2 separate regions of the Homo sapiens genome follow, and region 2 is linked to region 1. Evidence: read pairs that join two places in POLR2A ChIA-PET (ENCODE). Cell type or tissue: HepG2. All regions are shown on one strand. Each heading gives the region's core, and the rest is flanking DNA. Links, peaks and the distances in the headings are about the cores only.

What was found. Peaks named below come from ENCODE experiments on the same cell type or tissue, not always from the same donor. Only the 100,000 strongest peaks of a DNase experiment are listed, where the experiment ranks them.
Region 2: POLR2A ChIA-PET joins it to region 1 with 5 read pairs; 3 of 35 experiments call an interaction of 5 or more read pairs at or near these places.

The regions. Positions count from the first base shown.
Region 1 is chr10:122,037,064-122,048,535 of GRCh38, forward strand. All of the region lies in intron 2 of TACC2 (transforming acidic coiled-coil containing protein 2), which reads left to right. Among named protein-coding and RNA genes, the nearest start is that of TACC2, 54 kb to the left of the region's middle. In HepG2, for the core only: no CTCF peak of the experiment used is centred there; a DNase peak (open chromatin) is centred at 7,408.
Region 2 is chr10:121,899,013-121,910,484 of GRCh38, forward strand. It overlaps ATE1 (arginyltransferase 1), which reads right to left. Exons shown (of 12, transcript NM_001001976.3): 6 at 3,379-3,608; 7 at 854-982. Among named protein-coding and RNA genes, the nearest start is that of ATE1, 23 kb to the right of the region's middle. In HepG2, for the core only: no CTCF peak of the experiment used is centred there; a DNase peak (open chromatin) is centred at 6,079.

The DNA of each region.
Region 1 (11,472 bases), core at 6,044-8,543:
GACCTGGTGTACTAAGGAGACAGCCACATAAGGTTCTGGAAAAGGAACATTCTGGAATAAGGTAACAGGTGTGTATGGTATAGGAATAGTGTAACAGGTATGGGAGAAATGAGCTTGCTGTACTTTAAGATCAGCAAAGAAGGCCGGTGTGGCTGGAGAAAAGTGGGTGAGGCAAATTATGGTGAGCTGTGCAGCCAGGGAGCTGGGTGAGGGCTCAGTTTTGTAGGTCCCAACCAGCCCTGGTAAGAAGTCTGGCTTTCTTCTACCTGTGGTACAAAGCCATGGTGATAAAAGAGCATTTCACTGGGATTTGAGCCTGTATGCTCACTCACCATGGGGGTGAGACTCCAGCAGTCAGGGCTCCCCAAGGAGGAAGCAGAGCAGCTGACGGTGAACTTGTGCCCAGCTCTGTCTGGGCTCAGCGGACTTGAGACTCAGCACTCAGCCAGACTGAGCTCCCCATAACCGGCCAATTGGAAACTGACAAGCGAAGGACTGGTTAAAACCAACCAACCACATTTCCTTGTAAAACTCCCTGGCTTTTGCTTTGTTGAGTCCCTGTGGCTTGTTCAGAGAGATGGTCTTTGAGCCTTTGCAGGGGCTGCAGTCCCTCATGTATACCCATCCGTGTGAGTAAATCTCCTCTGCTTCAAGCTCAGGGTATTGGGTTATTCTTTGCACCTCAACAGTCACGGCGCCTGAGTCTTTCTCTTGTACACAATGATCAAGGGGCAGAGCCCCTTAGCAGTGTTTGGCTCATTATTCTGGATGGGGCTGAGGTCCTGGGATAATAGAGAGCAAGAAGCCTGGGAGGCCAGAGGCTCCCAGGTGAGGCTTTTTGTTGGTTTTTGTTTGTTTGTTTGTTTGTTTGTTTGTTTTTGTAGGAGATACCTCAGAGAATAAAAGGAGTGCACTCAGTAGCACTGTAACCAAACCAAAGCTTCAGTCACTCACCACTTGTACAGTCCAATTAACAAGAGCTACAGGAGTTTGAGACTAGCCAGTGCAACATGGCGAGACCCCTGTCTCTACTAAAAATACAAAAAATTAGCAGGGTGTGGTGGTGTGCACCTGTGGTCCCAGCTATTTGGGAGGCTGAGGTGGAAGGATCACTTAAGCCCTTGGGGGAGAGGGGGCAGAGGTTGCAGTGAGCCAAGATGGCGCCACTGCACTCCAGCCTGGGTGACAAGAGTGAGACCTTGTCTCAAAAAACAAATAAACAAACACACAAACCAAAAAACGAGTGAGGGCTGACATGAAAAAAGTGACTTTTTATTCTAAAGCTTAGCTTAGGGGGAAAAGTACAGGCTTCTGCTTTTAAGGGCACTGCTTTGCTTTTGGGGCAGAAAGCAGGGACTTTTAAAGGGGGGACTTTGCATGCACAGCAGGTGGGGAGGGAGTGAGTAGGTGGGGGACCACTGGACTCACTTCAGTGCCTTATCCACCAGGTGGTCCAGCTGGCACAAAACTAGGTTCTAAGGTGGTCGTTGTCTTGAGACGCTCTCCAGGTGGGAAAGACTTCCGTCGTGGGCGTACTTGAGGTTGGAAATTGACAGTTGTTTCTTGAGGCAATCTCCTGCTGGGAGAGCTTTCTGGCTCTGGAGCTTCTAAGTGAGCACAGAGTCAGATAAGCTTGTCCTATAGGGAGTGTCTGGTGAAGGGAAGGTCAAGGTTATAAGGTTATAATTGCATTTCTAAAGCGCTAAGTAGGAAGTGAGGAACATGAGAAAAGAAGGAGAGAGAAAAGAAAAAAAATAATTAAAACCATTTTCTTTCTCTTAGAAAAATGGGATACTCAGTTACAGCATCATTGCATTAAAGGGACATTGAGTTTTGCAGGTGGGGGAAGTGAAATGGCTTAGAAAGAACATTGGCGGGGGACACAAGGTTCCTGACTCATGTGTTTTTTGCTTTTTTTCTGTTTTGTTTTGAGACGGAGTCTCACTCTGTCAGCCAGGCTGGAGTGCAGTGGCACAATCTTGGCTCACTGTAACCTCTGCCTCCTGGGTTCAAATGATTCCCCTGCCTCAGCCTCCGGAGTAGCTGGGATTACAGGCAGGTGCCACCATGCCTGGCTAAGTTTTGTATTTTTAGTAGAGATGGGGTTTCACCATGTTGGCCATCCTGGTCTCGAACTCCTGACCTGAGGTGATCTGTTCACCTTGGCCTCCCAAAGTACTGGGATTACAGGTGTGAGCCACCGTGCTGGCCTCCTGACTCTATTTTGAAACCATGATCTTCTGGGCTTGTGGAAGGAAAATCAGCCTCCCCTTGAGAGGGTTGGAACCTGGTAGGTTCTCAGAGGGCAGCTGGCATGGGTAAGGTGGGAAGGTTAAGGGTCTGTTCCGTGATGATCCTGGGATATGAGGGTTCAGGCTGCTGATCTGAGTGCAGAAAAAGGCGTGGGAATTGGAAGGTGGGGGTGGAGACAAGGTCAGATGAGGCAGCAGGGTCTGGGGCGGCCTGAGATGTGGGGTTGGGGGACAACAAGTGCCTGGGAGGACTGGGCCTTCAGGCAGATGAGGGAGGCAGGGAGGTAAGCACAACAGGACCTCTCCTCGGAGCCTCTAGGCAGTGAGCCGGCAGTTTATTTCGACAGTATTTGCTTTTGACACTTTTTGAAAACAATTAATTGCTGCATTAATTACAAACTGATTTATCTTATTCAAGTAGTCAATTTTAATAACATCACAACAGTCTTACCTTCCTATCCTGCCAACCAGTCACAGTGATTTCTTGTTTTGTCAGCACAAATGCTATTGAAACTCTGAATTTTAGTGGTAGCTTTGGGTTCTGTTCTCTGTTCCTGAGGGAAGAGAAGCCATCGACAGAGGAAAATTCCCACACTCAGCCTGAAACCTCTTCTATCTGCTAATTGGAGGTTCCTCTTACTGAGCTGGGGCCATGGAGCCTCAGCCCAGCCCCTTGTGGGTGCCTTTTGCAGCAAGCTGAGTCCTAGTTGTTACCCTTGCTCCTTCCTTTGGGAATGGACTCACTTAGGCCTCCTGGGAGGCTGTTCTCAGGGGGCTCTAAGCAGCCTCGGTTACTAAAGTACACTTGCACAGGTGATGTATTGCACCACCTGATGGTTGGAAATGAAGAGAAATGTATAACCACGGCTCTAAAGGGTGACTCGTTTGGGGAGTGGGAGGACACGGTCCAATGGGAAGTTGGGAGACTGTCTAACACCCAGCCAAGGGGGGCATCACCTGTTCCCGGGAGTGTCAGGGTCCTGGCTTATGTGTGTCCCTCTCTGGGAAAGAGGTGGTGGTGACGCTGTGATGAGAGCTGTCTCCACTCGACAGCCCTTCCAGGGGTTTCATGCATCCTGACTTGTTTAGAAAGCTCTGTGGTGAAATAAGGGCCATGCCAGCCCACAGCCCCAAATCCTGAAGGTGGGCTTCACAGTTGTTCAGTTCTGGAGAGCCCTACAGGGGACATCTGAGCTCCAAGCTCCAAGCATGTGGATTTCAGAAGGGAAGGGCAACCCTAACCCCTCCATTACCACTCTCTGGAGTTCCGCTTGGCCATGGGGCTGTCATGATTCCCATTTATAGCTCTGACCGTGTGGGGAGGAAGAAAAGACATTCAATCCTATTATTATAATGATCTCACTTAAAACATATCATCATTCAGTAACTCCATTCTAACACTTCTATTGTCTGGGTGTTTCTGTAACAAGTCCCAAAAAACATAATTTTCAACTCTAGAAACTGTGATCAATGCTATGAAGCAAGAAGACAGGTGCACAGACCCCAGACCTAGCCTGGGTGTCAAGGAAGGCGCTTCTGGGGAGCTGATGTTTGAGCTCAGAGCTGCAAATGAGCAGGAAGTAGGTGACATCAGAAGGACCCAGAGCCAGCTCAGCAGACACGCCTCCCCCAGCTTGGGCAGGTCCCCCCGGGTCGGGTCCCTGCTCTGCGTACAAGATGTGGTCTGAATGAGGTTTGCTGCTGCAGGAGACCTCAGCAATGTGGACATCTGAGGAACAGAGGACCAGGAGGACAGGAGAATCTGTGTATGCGAGCCGTCCCCAGGGTCTGGTCATCAAGAAAGGCTGAGGTTGTATGTTGCTCAGGCGCTGTGTGGTTGTTACTTTGCTTGACAGAGGAAAGTGCCATATATATGTGCACATCTTGTTTAAAGCTATGCTTGGTGCTCTACGGTTAACTTGAAGGTCCCTTCTTTAGCTCTTGAGGAACTCAGCATTACAGCAACACTCAGCCAGTGCAGGACAGGGAGCATTTCCCAATATTCCACAGGCTGCAGGTGGGCATCTGGGCTGCTTTAATGTGTTTAATGTGAAAGAAGTTGAGCAAAGAACAAGTTAAGCAGCAAGAATTAATTCAATCTTCATGACAGCACAGAGTTTCCTTTCTTTTTTTTTTTTTTTCTCGTAACGAGACAGAGTCCTGCTTTGTCACCCAGGCTGGAATGCAATGGCGCGATCTCGGCTCACTACAATCTCCGCCTCCTGGGTTCAAGCAGTTCTCCTGTTTCAGCCTCCTGAGTAGCTGGGATTACAGGTGCACACCGCCATGCCTGGCTACTTTTTTGTATTTTAGTGGAGACAGGGTTTCACCGTGTTGCCCAGGCCAGGCTCGAACTCCTGAGTTCAGGTAACCCACCCACCTTGGCCTCCCAAAGTGCTAGGATTACAGGTGTAGCCACAGCACCCGGCCTTGACAGCAGAGAGTTTCTTTACTGTCACCTGTCTGCTCCCACAGCCCCTGCTGTGGGGTTCCCCCAGCCCGGAGGGTCGGTGCTAGTTTTCACTGGCACGATTACGCAAGTGTGTGAACAACACGGCTCCAGGTTTTGGCCAGATGCATCTTCTGAATAAATGTGTAAAATGTTAACTTTGGGAGGAGCTGTTCTTTTCTTTTTTCTTTTCTTTTTTGAGACGGAGTCTCGCTCTGTCACCCAGGCTGGAGTGCAGTGGCGCGATCTCGGCTCACTGCAAGCTCCACCTCCCAGGTTCACGCCATTCTTCTGCCTCAGCCTCCCGAGTAGCTGGGACCACAGGCGCCCGCGACCACGCCCGGCTAACTTTTTGTATTTTTAGTAGAGACGGGGTTTCACCGTGTTAGCCAGGATGGTCTCAATCTCCTGACCTCGTGATCTGCCCATCTCAGCCTTCCAAAGTGCTGGGATTACAGGCGTAAGCCACTGCACATGGCCTTTTCTTCTTCTTTTTGAGAGAGAGTCTCACTCTGTCGCCCAGGCTGGAGTTCAGTGGCACAGTCTCAGCTCACTGCAACCTCTGCCTCCCGGGGTCAAGCGATTCTCCTGCCTCAGCCTCCCAAGTAGCTGGGATTACAGGTCCCTGCCACCATGCCCAGCTAATTTTTCTATTTTTAGTAGAGATGGGGTTTCACCATGTTGGCCAGGCTGGTCTCGAACTCCTGACCTCAAGTGATCCACCCGCCTCAGCCTCCCAAAGTTCTGGAATTACATGCTTGAGCCACTGCACCCAGCCTGAACTTCTGATTAACTGCTTTTGCTCTAAGCTGAGATAGCCAATGGGGCTCTTCATTAATGAGTTTTGAATCTGTTTCTTCTTTATACAGTAACAACCAGCATGTACAATGTCTACGTGGTCTAGCCTTGTCCTTTATTTAACCTTCAGAACAACCCTGCAGTTATGACCCCCATTCTACAGATACGGTACTCGAGGTGTAGAACCCAGAGACTTACAGCTAAATAAGCAGTAAAGCTTGGGTTTCAGAACAATTGTACTCAGCTTCCTGCCTGCTCATTCTTAAACCATGCTGCTGTAGCATGAAAATGAGTGGATACAGGGATTCTAGAGGGGCAAAAGAAATAAAGTTTATGTCTGCACTTTAAGTATAATCAAGTAAACATCACAGCATGGTACAGGCCATCCTGACATGCCCAGCTCTTTGAATAAAGAGACTCTCCCTTTTATTTGTACAGTTGTTGTTTACAAGGCATTCCTATCACCCACTGAGGTAGGGAAGGGCAGAGATTGTGGTCCCCAGTTTATTGACGGAGAGAGAGAGGCTTGGAGAGAGGAACTGATCTGACCAAGGGCACATGGATTTGGATTTTCTGACCTCATCCAATTCTCTTTAAATCATATTGTTTCTAAAATATTAAATACATACAGGTCATCAACATTGGGTATGTTTTTGAAGCCTTTAGTCTGCCACCTACAAACTACAGACATCAGAACATGTCACCTCTTACATCTTTGAGGTTCCTGAATCCTTTTAGGGTAATGGCCACCGCTTGTGACCCAAATGCTTCTGAGGAAGGGAAGGCAGATATGATTTACTAAATATCACTCATTCATTCACTAAATTCAAAATTCCATGAGGGTAGTAGGAACCATGTGTCTCTTTTTATAATTAGATTTCTTTCTTTCTTTCTTTCTCTTTCTTTCTTTCTTTTTCTCTTTCTTTTTCTTTCTTTCTTTTTCTCTTTCTTTTTCTTTCTTTTCTTTCTTTCTCTCTCTCTCTGTCTCTCTGTCTCTCTCTCTCTCTTTCTTTCTTCCTTTCTTCCTTTCTTTCTTTCTTACAGAGTCTCACTCTGTTGCCAGACTGAAGTGCAGTGCACAATCTTGGCTTACTGCAACCTCCACCTCCCAGGTTCAAGTGATTCTTGTGTTTCAGCCTCCTGAGTAGCTGGGACTACAGGTGCCCACCACCACACCTGGCTAATTTTTGTACTTTTAGTAGAGATGAGGTTTCGCCATGTTGGCCAGCCTGGGTTCGAACTCCTGACCGCAAGTGATCTGCCCGCCTCGGCCTCCCAAAGTGCTGGGATTACAGGCATGAGCCACTGTGCCTGGCCAAATTTTACTTTAGAGTATTTTCAGATTTATAGAAAAGTTGCAAAGATTGTATGGAGAGCTCCCATATAGATGCTTCCCCGGCTTCTCCTAAAGTTAACATTTTACACCATGCCTGTTTTAGTCATCAGTGTCTACCCAGAACCTAGACCCAGCCCTTACTATTCATGAGGCATAATCATCAAAACACACGTCAAACTCTATTCTGTTATTTTCCATCTTTTAAAGGAAGAGTGAGGACTCAAACCCAGCTCTCTCGGGCTTCGAAGCTTATTCATTTCTTCTGCTCTATCGTGCTGTATCACATCAGAAAACATTCCGTTTGCGGAAAGCTGAAATCCCACGCTGGCAGCCTTTCGCTTGTTGGCCTGACAGAGTGCCTGCTAGGTTAGGCTGAGGTGTCCTCTGCAACCTGTATTCGTCAATCTTTTGTACCCCCTTGGAGGGGAAGAAACATTTGGGATGGTCTAGCAGAACTGGTGTGAGCATTTGCCTTCCCTTGACAGGGAAGATGGGCAGCCGGCTGGCTCTAGCACAGAGCATGTGTTCATCCTCCATATTTGGTCAGCCTGGCAGTTGTTTCTGAAATCCGATTCCTAATGCCATGGGGATGACCTTTGGTCTGCTTCCCAGCATTCACCTGCAGTCAAGCTGCTCCCAAGGAGCTCGTTCAAAGAGGGGGCGACTTAGGCAGACACTCTGGTCATGATCTAACCATGTTAATTAAGCATGGTTTAATTAACTCTATTGGCATGACCAGTAAGCAGTGGTCTAGAGTGATGGAGCGTTTAAGAGGTAAGTGGAATTTTTTTTTTTTTTTTATGGTGAAATGCTTTAGCTCTTTACAAAGTATATTTTTTAGGACTGGAAAATTGCTGTAACTGTTTAAAGATTGCTTTAAAATAGACTCCAGGCTCTGGAGTGTTCCAGAGCCAACGAAAGACTGTTTGTTTACTCAAGCAATGGCAGCGAGGGAAAGATTTGAAGAAGCAACTGGGCGAGTCCACGTGTCCTGTAAGGCTTGCCAATTGTTTTTCCAGCCTGCGATTTGGAAGTGTAAAGGGTAACTTTAGAAATGCATGCTGTTTTGCAGTGACGCCTGCTGACACACAGGTCCTTTGGAATCCAGTAAGCAATAGAGCTTAAGACTATCTCTAAGACGGGGAACAGGAAGGGGGATTCAAAAGCACAGGGAAATGTGGCAAAAGCGAGAGTTCCCAGGGCTGAGGGTACGTCTTTCGATTTGCAGACATGGCCACCAGACTAAATAAGAATAATCTACTTTTCATACATTCAACAAATATTTATGGACTGCCTCTTCTGTGCCAGGTGCTATTCTGGGCATCAAATCTAGGCTCCTATACCACATTATTCTCAAATGTCCAATTGCTATAATTCCTTGGAGCATAGCAGCAAAATGGCAGAGGCCATAGAGCAACGAATTCCACTGTATGGCGAAGCAGCGTAAGGCAGGGACAAGAGCACAGACTCTGGAGCCAAACCATCCTGGTCCAAATCCTGGCTCCACCACTTCCAAGCTGTGTGATCTTGGGCAAGTGGCTTAACCTCTCTGTGCCCAGTATTCTTAGCTATAACATCGGGCTCTAAGGATTGAATGAGTTTAAATATGTAAAGCACTTAAAAGAGCAGTACTAGACACACAGAAAGTGTTCCTAATAATTAGGTTGCTGCTGTCGTAGCAGAAAGAGAGCTATGTAAATGCTGGGTGTCAGTATTCTTGTGGAAAGAGCACTGGACTTCAAGGTGGGAGACTTGCAGAGGGCAGAAGGCAAGCCTCTCTGTTTCTTATCTGGAAAATGGAAAACATGATTTTACCTGCCTGGTATAGCTCACGGGGATTTTATAAGAATCAAATGGATGTCAAAGAGCTTTGAAAAGTGCAATGTGCCATTCATACAGATAGTTTTGTTGCTTTTAACTCCATCCAGATATGTTTGTGTTGGGGAGAACTAGTATCATTCTTGCAGATTAGCTTTCTATTAGAAAAAGAAGTGGGCCGGGTGCCATGGCTCATGCCTGTAATCCCGGCACTTTGGGAGGCCAAGGCGCATGGATCACGAGTCAGGAGATCGAGACCAGCCTGCCAACATGGTGAGACCCCCATCTCTACTAAAAAAAAATACAAAATTAGCTGGGTGTGGTGGTGCATGCCTGTAGTCCCAGCTGTTCGGGAGGCTGAGGCAGGAGAATTGCTTGAACCCGGGAAGCGGAGGTTGCAGTGAGCTGAGATCACGCCATTGCACTCCAGCCTGGGCAACAAGAGCAAAACTCCATCTCAAAAATCATAATAATAGGGCTGGGTGTGGTGGCTCACGCCTGTAATCCCAGCACTTTGGGAGGCCGAGGCGGGTGGATCTCGAGGCCAGGAGATTGAGACCATCCTGGCTAACACGGTGAAACCCCGTCTCTACTAAAAATACAAAAAATTAGCCGGGCGTGGTGGTGGGCGCCTGTAGTCCCAGCTGCTCGGGAGGCTGAGGCCGGATAATCACTTGAACCCAGGAGGCGGAGCTTACAGTGAGCCAAGATCTCGCCACTGCACTCCAGCCTGGGTGACAGAGTGAGACTCTGTCTCAAAATATAATAATAAAAATAAATAATAATTAAAAAAAGAAAAAAAGAAAGAGAAGTGGAGCTGAAAAGGGAGAGACGCCTGCCTTTTGTTTTTTTCTTCAAAGACAAATCCAAGCCCTTGTTATAGTCCATCTGCCTGAGGAAATATAGCCCGTGGTCCCTTTCTTCTCCTGGACTTGGAGCAAAGATCTGTCTCCTTATTCCATCTGTTGTTTGCATCTGTCTGGGCTATTATTTGTCTTCTTTCCAGAATTAAAAGAAATCTTGCTCATGGAATACTGGGCATGAGATTTATCTGTTAAATTATTTGCAGAATATTTTACTGCAGGTCATCTTGTGATTGAAAGGGGGGCCTGGCCTCAGGTGTTAGTTGCTGAGGTTTGCATGGCGGTCAGACAAGTAGGAATTGGGTTAAAATTTCAAAAATGCAGGACCCTGATATAAAAATGCCACTCACTCAGTATTGTTAATCTTGAGTTATTATAGTAAAATGTGAGAATCATGCTTCCAAAGATTTATAATTTATAGATAAAGAATCTTGGCCGGGTGTGGTGGCACCTGTAATTCCAGCACTTTGGGAGGCTGAGGCGGGCAGATCACAAGGTCAGGAGTTCGAGACTAGCCTGGCCAATATGGTGAAACCCCGTCTCTACTAAAAATACAAAAATTAGCCGGGTGTGGTGGTGGGCACCTGTAGTCCCAGCTACTTAGGAGGCTGAGGCAGGAGAATCGCTTGAATCCGGGAAGCACAGGTTGCAGCGATCCGAGATGGTGCCACCAAACTCCAGCCTGGGCAACAGAGCGAGACTCCGTCTCAAAAAAAAAAAAAAAAAAAAAAAAAAAGAATCTTTCTTTGAAAATGAAGATTATAGAGTGTGAACTTAAGGTGATTTAAAGTTTCCATGGTCTTGATAATGTCCTATGGGGATGATTGTCTTCTTGGATGCACAGATGAAGAGGCTGAGACCCCTCAGGGGGGGGCAGGGGCACTCGTTAAGGGAATGGCTCAGCCTGCAGGGAGGTCAAGCCAACCCCAGGTCAGCAGCCCCCTCTCGTGTGAGGAACCATCCCCAGCTCTTTCTGCCTCCTTCAACACTGCCCCGTGGAAGGGATCAAACAGAGACGCCCTGTCCTGGCTCTGGGATCAGAGATAATCGGTTATGTCTAGATTCCACTGCTGTGTGGTCTTGGCCCAGTTACTAAACCTCTCAGAGCCTCAGCTCTAAAACAGGAACACAAATATCCATCTTTCCCTTAAGACAGTTGTGCAAATTCAATGACATAGTTCATGGAAAGATACTGGCCCAGTGCCTGGCATTAGTAAGTGCTCAATAACAGGAGCATTTATTGCTGTTGTTCTCTTTCCCCCACATTCTATCCTTCAGCTAAAATGAAGGAAAATTTTTGCATTGTAGTGTTCATGTTGGCACTAGACTGTATGGGTACCTGAGAGATGAAGCATCTTTTATGTTTTACCTTTGGACACAATGGGATGAACACAGATAGCCAACCACTCAGGGAAATGCACCAGGTAGGGGAACCTTAGCCAAAGCTAGCTTGCTCTTCGGGCTGGTGTCTGAAGGTCAAGGACTACAGCCCATCCAACAAGTCTGACGGTCTCAAGAAGTCCCCAGGTGCAGACTAGGCAGATGATTTGCTTTCACATGTCCTGCAGAAACGTCAAGATTAATTTACAAAATCCATAGGCTAGAGGTTGGTAGAGTTTGATGAGTGGGGACCCTCCCTTCCTGGGGGACCTTGGGGGCTGTCTGCTTCACCTCCAGGCAGGAGCCATACCTACTATCTTCCTGGGGTGCCCTCTGTGTGCACACCCCTGCAGCCATGGGACTGGGGTCTGTCTCCCTAGACTGTGAGCAACGTGAGAGGAGGAATGGAGCCTTATTTTTTTTTTCTCCTCCCTTTCCTTCCTTCCTCCCTCCCTCCCTTCCTTCCCTCCTTGCTTCCTCCCTCCCTCCCTCCCTCCCTTCTTTCCCTCCTACCCTCTCTCCTTCCCTCTCTCCCTCTTCCTTTCTTTTCCTTTCCCCTATTTGTTTCTGTTTCTG
Region 2 (11,472 bases), core at 4,962-7,461, 140 kb before region 1:
CTGATGATATGCTTCTGAAGGTGAGGCTACAGTAAGATCTCCACAAATCCACGCCAAAGCTCGAACTCGAATTTGTCATGAAAAGAAACCTTAGACGAGGCAGACGGGTGCAGAGACCGAAGTGCTAACTGTACTAAAACTTATGAAAATCTCAACCTCATAAGAGCCAACAATTTGTTCTTTTTTTTTTCTCTCTCTCCACTAATTGTAGTTTTCTGCATAAACTAGAGTCAATATTGTTGTTAATCATGGTGATGATCGCTACTTTTGCCACCTCTACTTATACTAAGTGTTTTAAGCTTTTTTCCTTTACAGATTTTTCTTGGGTCATTTAACTTACAAAATTATTAGCATATGAGTTCTTCTATTAAAATGTTCTACTATCTTCCTTTTTTAGTCCCACTCAATTGTGCAAGGGTAGCACATTAATAAAGAATAATTTAACTGGGATCAATTATTCCTACATACATCTTTCAAATACAGATAAAGCATTAAAATCATGTTAGGCAAAGTACGTATCTACCATAAAAATATAGTTTCCTGAGTTTTCCTCACAGGTATTTTAATTTAGAGCTCTATTACTATCTTTTAGATAAATGCATCTAAAATAGTGACTTTAAATAATTTTACATGTTACTTTGACTCTGAAATTATACATGGCTGGTACTTAACATGGCACTAGGTAAAATTTGCACTTTCAGAATGTCCATTAATTCAGTCTTAGGTCTTTGCAGATATGCTGCAAATTGAACACAAATAAAATGTAGCACAAATAAACCAAGATTTCATTAAATGATATTAAGTGGAAGGGAAAGCTCTGTTTGCACAGGAAAATTACACTTGGCCTGCTGACCTGGCTTTCGGTTGGCGTATCAGGTGGGTTCTTGTGAATAACCATCTGGTAACGTTTATAGACCTGGTAAGACTCCAGAAGTGTGGCTTTGAACTGCGAACTTGGTGGAGATGATCTCACCACCCTCACCTTCAGAAGCAGTTAAAAAAACAAGTTTACTAATTCATTCATTTATTCATTCTGTGGAATATGCATTAAGAGTAACTCCCATCCAAGAAACCAAGTTTCAACAATTATTAAAGCACCTAAATATTTTAATATTAAAAACCAACCAGTTAGTAAATAAAGAAAAAAGTTATTTTTGTAACTTACAGACTCATTAAGAAGAGGACGATCCCCTCTAAACTATAAGCCTCAGCTTTCATGACTGAATTATGTAAGCCTGCCTCTACTGTAAACTGGCAGAGTATTTCCAGCACTCGTACACACACGACACATACACACACAAATAAATACCCTCTAGTTGTGCACAACTACCAGTAATTCTAAGAAAGACTAAAAATATGAATACATTTTTTGGCCACTCATTCATCATTGCTAACCCTCAACTTAAAACTTGACTGTTTGAGTTAAAAAGACCTCATAAAGTTTTCCTACTTCATAGCATAGTTAACAACCATGACTCTGAAGTCACATTTCCTTTGTTCAAATCTTACAATGTCACCATCTTGGTCAAGTAACCTTGTAAAATAAGGATAAGTTTAAAACAGTAATTGCACGCAGTAATGGCTAACATTTACTTTAACATTATTTACTAGCCACTTAAAATGTATTAGCAAAACAGAACAGTAAAACAGTCAAATGCAATGCAATGAAAACAGCTGGAAACTGGACATGTGTGCCGTGAGACGTAATTCTATGAAGAAAGAGCGACACCCAGTGGTAAAAGATCTCTATACATCCTGAGTATCATTACATTCAAAAAGTACAAGTAACCACTGGAGAACTGTTATGTTAAGCGTGCTTGGCCTCCTGAATACATTACTATTTATGATCAAAGATAAAAGACACCTTGTAAAATATTTTAAGTAGTGTATTCAACTCTGTTTACAATTTTGGAAGGACAAAAAAATCTGTATCCAAATCAGAGTAGCCAAGGAGTTATAAAAGCTAAAATCTGGCCAGGCAAGGTAGCTCACACCTCTAATCCCAGCACTTTGGGAGGCCGAGGCGGGTGATCACCTGAGGTCAGGAGTTCGTGACCAGCCTGGCTGACATGGTGAAACCCTGTCTCTATTAAAAATATCAGAAATTAGCCGGGCGTAGTGGTGGGCACTTGTAATCCCAGCTACTCAGAAGGCTGAGACAGGAGAATCGCTTGAACCCAGGAGGCAGAGGTTGCAGTGAGCCGAGATCGCGCCATTGCACTCCAGCCTAGGCAACAAGAGTGAAACTCCGTCTCAAAAAAAAAAGCTAAATTCTACGTCTGATAATACATATACTGAATTAAGGCTTAGAATGCATGAAAGTTAATTTTTATTATCAGGACTTCAGTGATAAGTGATATTTTTAGATGATAGTAAGCTACAAAATTCAAAGGCTGACCAGTTACTAATCACATATGAGAATAAGATAAAAATCATTATGGCTAATGTTTTTGAATTTTTTTGAGACAGTCTTTTGCTCTGTCACGCAGGCTGGAGTGCAGTGGTGTGATCTCAGCTCGCTACAACCTCCACCTCCTGGGTTCAAGCAATTCTGGTGTCTCAGCCTCTCTAGGAGTTGGGATTACAGGTGCACGCCACCACGCCTGGCCAATTTTTATATTTTAGTAGAGACGGGGTTTCACTGTGTTGGCCAAGCTGATCTCAAACACCAGACCTCAAGAGATCCACCTGCCTCGGCCTACCAAAGTGCTAGGATTACAGGTGTGAGCCACCACATCCAGCCCTTGTTTTTGAATTTTATATATGAGAAACTAATACTGAGAAATCTTGATCTGATCTAGAAACGAAAATAAATTTGGAAAAATGGAGGAATTTGGCTCTAAAAGTATTCATATTATGCCCAAAGTGGTTTTGGCACTAATGAGAGAGGATTTCAGCAGTACAATTTAGCCCTATTTAGATAATTCCTAACTGCTGGCTTATGTATATGACACCATTTGCTGTCTTTACCAAGATCAGAATATTATAATGGATGAAATAGTGATTTGCCTTGTGTAATCTATTGTCTTTCACTATCTAAACCAAAACTGCTAAAAACACAATTTTAAAGAGTATTTCTTTCATTTTAACTATTAAATTTCAATCAAGGTAGCATGCTAAAATTGACACTGTTTTCACAAGTTTGGTGGCCAACTATGTATTCTCAAAAAGTCTTTTAAAAAAAAAGGAGTTTCCCTCAAACAGCAGTTAACTTAGTAAATACAAATGTTACTTCTTCCCAGTTCTCTTTAATTTCTTTTAAATTCTCATTATTTAACTAGCAAACATCAACTAATTAGAACTTCAAATAAAAATAAACGATATGCCCAAACAAAAAAAAATCATAATAAAACAAACAACAAAAGTCCTCCAAAGTACCTCTAACTTGTGTGATGCATTCTCTGGTAAAGACTCAAAAATTAAATCTTCGAGTGATTTTGGCTGGTTGGATTTAGCCTTTGGTGGAAACAAAGATGGTGGGTGACCTTGAGCCTGGAAACCCTCAAGTTCTCCAGCTGGGTTCTGCTGCATTAGTTTTAACCTTTTCCTTTCTTTCCGGATTTCCTTTGCTTTTCGACATGGAGGCTTACTCAAATCAGCCCCTTTGCCTAAAAAGAATTTTAAAATATTAGACCAATCACATTTGGTTCTAGAAAAGTTTTTTCACATGTCTCAAAGATTCTACAGTGTAAGTCCAAAGAGTTTCAATGGTTAGGCTAGCTTTGGGGTAGATGTTTCAGAGGATCCTGATACAGAGCTGTAAGTGGATCTAAAATTCTACCTTAGAAGTGGGAGTTGCTAGAGAAAGTAAATAGCACAGAAACTTTCCAAGGTGGCTCTTACTGCTGAAAATCTTTTTTTTCTTTTTTTTGAGACAGAGTCTCGCTCTGTCACCCAGGCTGGAGTGCAATGGCATGATCTCAGCTCACTGCAACCTCCGCCTCCCAGGTTCAAGCAATTCTCCTGCCTCAACCTCCCGAGTAGCTGGGACTACAGGTGTGTGCCACCGTGCCTGGCTAATTTTTGTATTTTCAGTAGAGATGGAGTTTCACCATGTTGGCCAGACTGGTCTCAAACTCCCTTGGACAGACTGGTCTCAAACTCCTGACCTCGTGATTCACCCACCTTGGCCTCCCTAAGTGCTGGGATTACAGGAATGAGCCACCAGGCCCGGCCCAAATATCTTTTTTTAAAAAAAAACATTCATCCACTTCTCTGCCTTTGTGAGGAAGAACACAATCAAATCAAAGTACCTGCTGCATTAAAAGGACACTGCTATCTCTGCCCAACATTTCTGAGGGACATTTCTCTGAAAGCACTGGTAACATAAATACTTAGGAACCAGGTATAAAGGAATACTGATCCCAGCGCAAACACTGACAGGTTTTTTTAAATTAAAAGAATCCTTGTGCACCTGGAATTCTAGCACTTTGGGGGGCTAAGGCGGGCAGATCACCTGAGGTTGAGAGTTCGAGACCAGCCTGGTCAACATGGTGAAACCCCATTTCTACTAAAAATACAAAAATCAGCCAGGTGTGGTAGCACACACCTGTAATCCCAGCTACTCAGGAGGCTGAGGCATTAGAATCACTTGAACCCAGGAGGCAGAGGTTGTGCTGAGCTGAGATGGCACCACTGCACTCCAGCCTGGGCGACAGAGTGAGACTCTGTCTCAAAAAACAAAAAAGGAATCCTTGCTTAGTTGAAGGTATCTGTGTCTTTCTCCAAATACTGCAGGTATTTGGGTCTCATTAGTTCAGCTGTAGTTAATCAGAGTTTTGTTCTAATTAACAGACCAAATATCAAACTGACATCCCTTTAAAATAAAAAAATTTTTACTATTATAAACTAAATAAAAATACTTAGAAAAAAACCTGGAAAGGAGACACCATGGTAACAGTCATTTTACTTTGTTTCAGAAACAGAGACAGGATTTACCTTTCTTTGTAGTGTTCTCTTTTCTCCAAATTTTCTTTTTTTTTTTTGAGACAGAGTCTCGCTCTGTCACCCAGGCTGGAGTGCAGTGGCGCCATCTGAGCTCACTGCAACCTCTGCCTACCGGACCATTCGAGCAATTCTCCTGCCTCAGCCTCCAGAGTAGCTGGGAATACAGGTGTGTGCCACCATGCCTGGCTAATTTTTTGTATTTTCAGTAGAGACGGAGTTTCACCATGCTGGTCAGGCTGGTCTTGAACTCCTGACCTCGTGATCCACCTGCCTTGGCCTCCCAAAGTGCTAGGATTACGGGCGTGAGCCACCGCACCTGGCCGAATTTTCCAACAATGAACATTATGCTAGTAATTTTTTAGAAGATATTAAAGAAATAAGGTGTTTAAGATCCCAAAACAGCCCGGTGCAGTGGCTCATGCCTGTAATCCCAGCACTTTGGGAGGCCGAGGCAGGCAGATCACGAGGTCAGGAGATTGAGACCAACCTGGCTAACACGGTGAAACCCTGTCTCTACTAAATATTAAAAAAATGAAGCAGGCATGGTGGCGCACGCCTGTAGTCCCAGCTACTTGGGAGGCTGAGGCAGGAGAATTGCTTGAACCCAGTAGGTGGAGGTTGCAGTGAGCTGAGACTGCGCCACTGCACTCCAGCCTGGGTGACAGAGCGAGACTCCGTCTCAAAAAAAAAAAAAAAAAAAAAAATCCCAAAACAGGGTACTCACAAACCATATCAAAGTCAGCAAAAAAAAAAAAGGTTTATAAAACTAGCAAATTCAGTTTTTAAAGAGAAGAAAATCAAAACCTAGAGTGGTTAAAGGGCTTGCCTGAGACCATAAGCTGATCAAATGAAAACCAATCTGATGAGAAAATAGTGAGTTCACAAACAGTTCAGACTGTATCACAACTTCATTAACATGTTTTCTAACTAAAAATAAAGTTTACTTATTAAAAAATGACTTTAAATAAGCCTAAGTTAAGTCTGAACCAGGTAACAAAAGACCATTTCTATAACTATTACTCTACTGACCAACAGAATTACTTTTCTTGGACTACAGACTGTGTCTTTTCTCAAATTTGCTCTGAGCACACACACTCTGTCTGACACAAGCTGCCTGAGGTCATGGACGAGGCTCTGTCACTTGGCTAGCTGACCTTGGGCACGTTTCCCTGTCTGTACAAGAAAAACAAAAACCAGTCCTACCTATAGAGTTCCTGTGAGGATTAAATGAGTTAATACCTGTGCAGCTCATAAAAAATTAACTGCCATTCAATTAGGGTTAACTATTATTATTAGCTATTATTTGTATTACCAACATCTAAAATAATGTTTTACCTATATAAACATTCCATAAATAGTAATTTTCAAAACCTTCCATTTTCTATACTGAAAATTACATTCCTTACAGAAGTTATAAATTTATAAGCAAATTTAAAACTAACATGAACTAAGAAACACACATTTTCAGCATTTTTATGAAGGACTGACTACCTGTATCGTCTTTACACTAATTAAGTCACTGGGCTGGGTAAGTCTTCTCATGATTGTTTTGCTCTACATTTATAAATACTACGTTACTACAGTGGAAAGTAGGATTTCAGGCGGGGCTCAGTGGCTCACGCCTGTAATCCCAGCACTTTGGAAGGCCGAGACGGGCGGATCACCTGAGGTCAGGAGTTTTGAGACCAACCTGGCCAACATGGTGAAACCCTGTCTCTACTAAAAATACAAAAAAATCAGCCGGGAGTGTCGGCGTGCACCTGTAGTCCCAGCTACTTGGGAACCTGAGGCAGGAGAATCGCTCAAACCCAGGAGGTAGACGCTGCAGCAAACCAAGATCACACCACTGCACTCCAGGCCTAAGCAACACAGCGAGACTCTGTCTCCAAGAGAGAGAAAAAAAAGTAGGATTTCAGCATATTAGGGGATACAGATCTCCCAGGTCAATAAATTGCTTCAACAGAATGAAAATAGATCATCAGTGTAAAATCAGTACACTATACCAACCCTGCACCCACAGAGGTTCAAAGCAACTCAAGAATTCCTGATTAGTCCCAGGTGATTTAAATAGAGTTTAGGAGACCTACATAATTTCTAATTAAGTCCAAGGGAATAGATTTGTAATATTTTTTAAATTAAAATGGAAATGCAAGCTAGCCATGATGGCTCATGTCTCTAAATCCCAGCACTTTGGGAGGCCAAGGTGAGAGGACTCCTTAAGCACAGGAGTTCCAGACCAGCCTGGGCAACATAGCAAGACCTCATCTCTACAAATCAACTTTTTTAGGCCAGGTGTGGTGGCTCACGCCCGTAATCCCAACACTTTGGGAGGCTGAGGCAGGCAGATCACTTGAGTCCAGGAGTTCAAGACCAGCCTGTACAACACGGCAAAACCCCCTCTCTACTAAAAATACAAAAAATTAGCCAGGTGTAGTGACGTGTACTGGTAGTCCCAAGTGCTCCAGTGGCTGAGGTGGGAAAATTGCTTGAGCTTAGGAAGTCAAGGCTACAGTGAGTCCTGATCGTGTCACTACACTCCAGCCTGGGAGACAGAGTAAGACCCTGTCTCAAAATAAAATAAAATAAAATAAAAAGGAAATGCAGGTTTGCTTTTGCAGGTTCCAAAAAAAAAAAAATCCAAGGTTTTTTGTTTGTTTGAGATGGAGCCTCACTCTGTCACCCAGGCTGGAGTGCAGTGGCGTGATCTCAGCTCACTGCAACCTCTGCCCCCTGGGTTCAAGCAATACTCCTGCCTCAGCCTCCTGAGGAGCAGGGATTTCCGACACGCACCTCTACCCCCAGCTAATTTTTGTATTTTTAATGGAGATGGGGTTTCACCATGCTGGCCAGGCTGGTCTCAAACTCCTGACCTCAGGTGATCCGCCTGTCTCGGCCTCCCAAAGTGTGGGATTACAGGTGTGAGCCACTGAGCCCGGCCAAAATCCAAGGATTTTTAAATAGTCTCGGATTTTTAGTGAGAGATACCTTAAGTGAAAAAAATAAGAACCCTGCAAAAATAGTTTTTAATGTTTCAGTAACCATACTGCTGGAAGTAAGGTTGTTATTCTAAAACTGTGTAATGTGGGAAAAAGCAAAAGGTTAATGTGTGATATTCTAATCTAATTTTACCATCCTCAGTGTTCTTGAGAACTAGGTTTCTCAGTGCAGAAGAAACTACAAACATCAAAAAAAAAGAAAAAGATAAAAAGGTATGGCTGGGCACGGTGGCTCATGCCTGTAATCCCAGCACTTTGGGAGCCCGGGGCAGGTGGATCACTTGAGGCCAGGAGTTCGAGACCAGCCTGGCCAACATGGCAAAACCCCATTTCTACTAAAAGTACCTAAAAGTACAAAAATTAGCCAGGTGTGGTGGTGCACACCTGTAGTCCCAGCTACTCATGAGGCTGAGGCAGGAGAATCACTTAAACCCGGGAAGCAGAGGTTGCAGTGAGCTGAGATAGCGCCATTGCACTCCAGCCTGGGCAACAGAGCGAGACTGTGTCAAAAAAAAATAAAGAAAAAGATTAAAATGCGGCCAGACACGGTGGTTCACACCTGTAATCCCAGCACTTTGGGAGGCCGAGGCGGATGGATCACGAGATCAGGAGGTCAAGATCATCCTGGCTAACACGGTGAAACCCCATCTCTACTAAAAATACAAAAAATTAGCATGGTGGTGGGCGCCTGTAGTCCCAGCTACTAGGGAGACTGAGTCAGGAGAATGGCGTGAACCCGGGAGGTAGAGCTTGCAGTGAGCCAAGATCGCACTACTGCACTCCAGCCTAGGTGACAGAGCGAGACTCCGTCTCGAAAAAAAAAAAAGATTAAAATGCTGTAGTCCTGAATTTGAATTGGAAATATCAGTATGAACTCATAACCTCATAAGTCTATTTGCCAACGAAGCCTAGAAAACAATGACCAAGCCAGCAGCAATAATGTGCACTCCTAATCTAGTGTGTGATCTCCAAATACCAATTCCCACTAAAAGGAACCACAACTGCTCGAAGAAATGCCTGTACAAGATGCTCCAGGAGCATAATATCATGCCAAATAGTAAGGAAGCTGTCAAAGACTACCAGGATTATGTCGAAAGGCCTCAAAAGCCAACTTAAAGAAGCTTTCAGAGGAGCAACAGATTGCAACAGCAGTATGTTCAGATCCATGAGTTCCCAATGATACCAACAAGAAAACTAACTGGTCACTGTTAGACGTTATTTTGAAAAATGATAAATAAAAAGAAGGAATCAAGAATGTATCCTACCAGCCGGGTGCAGTGGCTCACTCCTGTAATCCCAGTACTTTGGGAGGCCAAGGCAGGTGGATCACCTGAGGTCAGGAGTTCGAGACCAGCCTGGCCAACATGGCTAAACCCCGTCTCTACTAAAAATATAAAAAATTAGCCAGCTGTGGTGGCATGCACCTGTAATCCCAGCTACTCTGAAGGCTGAGACAGGAGAATCACTGGAACCCGGAGGTGGAGTCTGCAGTGAGCCCAGACCGCGCCACAGCACTCCAGCGTAGGCGACAGAGTGAGATTCTTTCAAAAAAAAAGAACATATCCTGCCTTTGCTATGGGTTTTTATGAGAAACAAACAGATGAGCGGAAGGCTGTCTTTATAGAAGCAGTCCAGCCAGCCAGGAAACGAAGAAATGATAGAGTATCTAATACATGAATTTAAGCATGGAACATCCATGACTATTAGCACTAACAAAAAGAGAAGCACCCAGACATTACACATCTCCTGAAAGACCACTCTAACACCCATGAAGTGATCTTGCCCATCCTCAAATAATTCAAACTCAAATCTGATTAAGACTTGCCCCCCTGCCCCACGGCAAAAAAATAGACAAAAGAAAATTTAGCCTAGAATCTGATCAAGGCTCTATATCCAACTATCAATTTATAAGCGGGCAGAGGAACATGTTAAACTGCAAACGTAACCTGTCAGATACAGAAAGTGGAACAAACAACCCAAGACAAACAACCCAGTTGAGGAATGATGGAAGGGGAATATCTAGAACAAAAGAGATTGTTGTTGTTGTTTTGAGACAGGGTCTCATTCTCACCACCCAGGCTAGAATGCAGAGGCACGATCTCAGCTCACTGCAGCCTCGACTTCCCAAGCTCAGGTGATCCTCCCACCTCAGCCTCCCAAGTAGCTGGGACTACAGGCATGCACCATAACACCTGGCTAATATTTTGTATTTCTAGTACAGACAGGTTTCACCATGTTGTTCAGGCTGGTCTCAAACTCCTGGGCTCAAGCAATCCACCTGCCTCGGTCTCCCACAGTGCTGGGATTACAGTTGTAAGCCACCACTCCTGGCCGTAAGAGATTTTTTAAATATATCAACAATCACAATATGTGGACATTATCTGGATCCTAACACAAACAAATGTTTAAAAATTGGAATTTGAACACTATTCAATGGCATTAAGAAATTTTCTTCAAGTATAATAATGGTATTGTGAATATTTTTTTTAAAGTTCTTATCTTTTAGAAACGTATTCTGAAATACAGGATATCACAATGTCTGGAATTTGCCTCAATATAATTTTGGAAGGGGGAACTAGATGAAACAAGAGTGGCTATGACATGAGTCAGTAATTGTTTCAAATGCAGGTAGAGTACATGGAAGTCGATTATACTATTCAATCTATGTTCATCTATGTTTGAATAACGATTTTTTAAATTTGACAAACTATAAGTAATTTTATTAAAAAATAATAAAAGAATTGACCCTACCCCCCAGAGAGAAATAGTTGAAAGAAACTGTCTGAATTATTCAAAATATTTCACTGGGAGCTGGGCACAGTGGCTCATGCCTGTAATCTCAGCACTTTGGGAGGCGAGGGTGGGAGGATAACTAGGTGAGGAGTTGGAGACCAGCCTGGGTAATATAGTGAGACCCTGTCTCTACAAAAAATTTTAAAAGAACTAGGCATGGTGACAAGCTCCTGTATTCCTACCTACTCAGGAACCTAAGGCAAGAGGATCACTTGGCCCCAGGAGCTCAAGGCTGCAGTGAGCTATGATCACGCCACTTCACTCCAGCCTAGGCGGCAGAGCAAGACCCTGTCTCAAATTAAAAAATAAATATTTTCTTGAACTATTAGTATTAATTAGGATGAAATCTCAGACCAAAATCAACTTAACATGAAAACCTTATGTAAAAAACTATTCAATAAAATTGCAAATGGAGAATTTTCTCTACTTTAACATGTGTAACATAGTTTAGACAAGAAAAACTAAAATAGTACTAAAAATCTTTCCCTTGGATCATTTGGCATAAATATAAGAACTAATTCAAAAACTGACACATCTAATAAACTAATAACCATCCAACTTCACATTTCACGAAATAATTTTAAAAGAGTCATATACACACATATTAAATTCATTTAATACTGGATAAACTTATTAAGCCTAATTCTTTTATAAGTAATAACATAAAAAAATCTTACCTGATTAAAGGCAAAGTTAAACATCAAAATCTGGACATTTTAAAACTAAAATACACTAA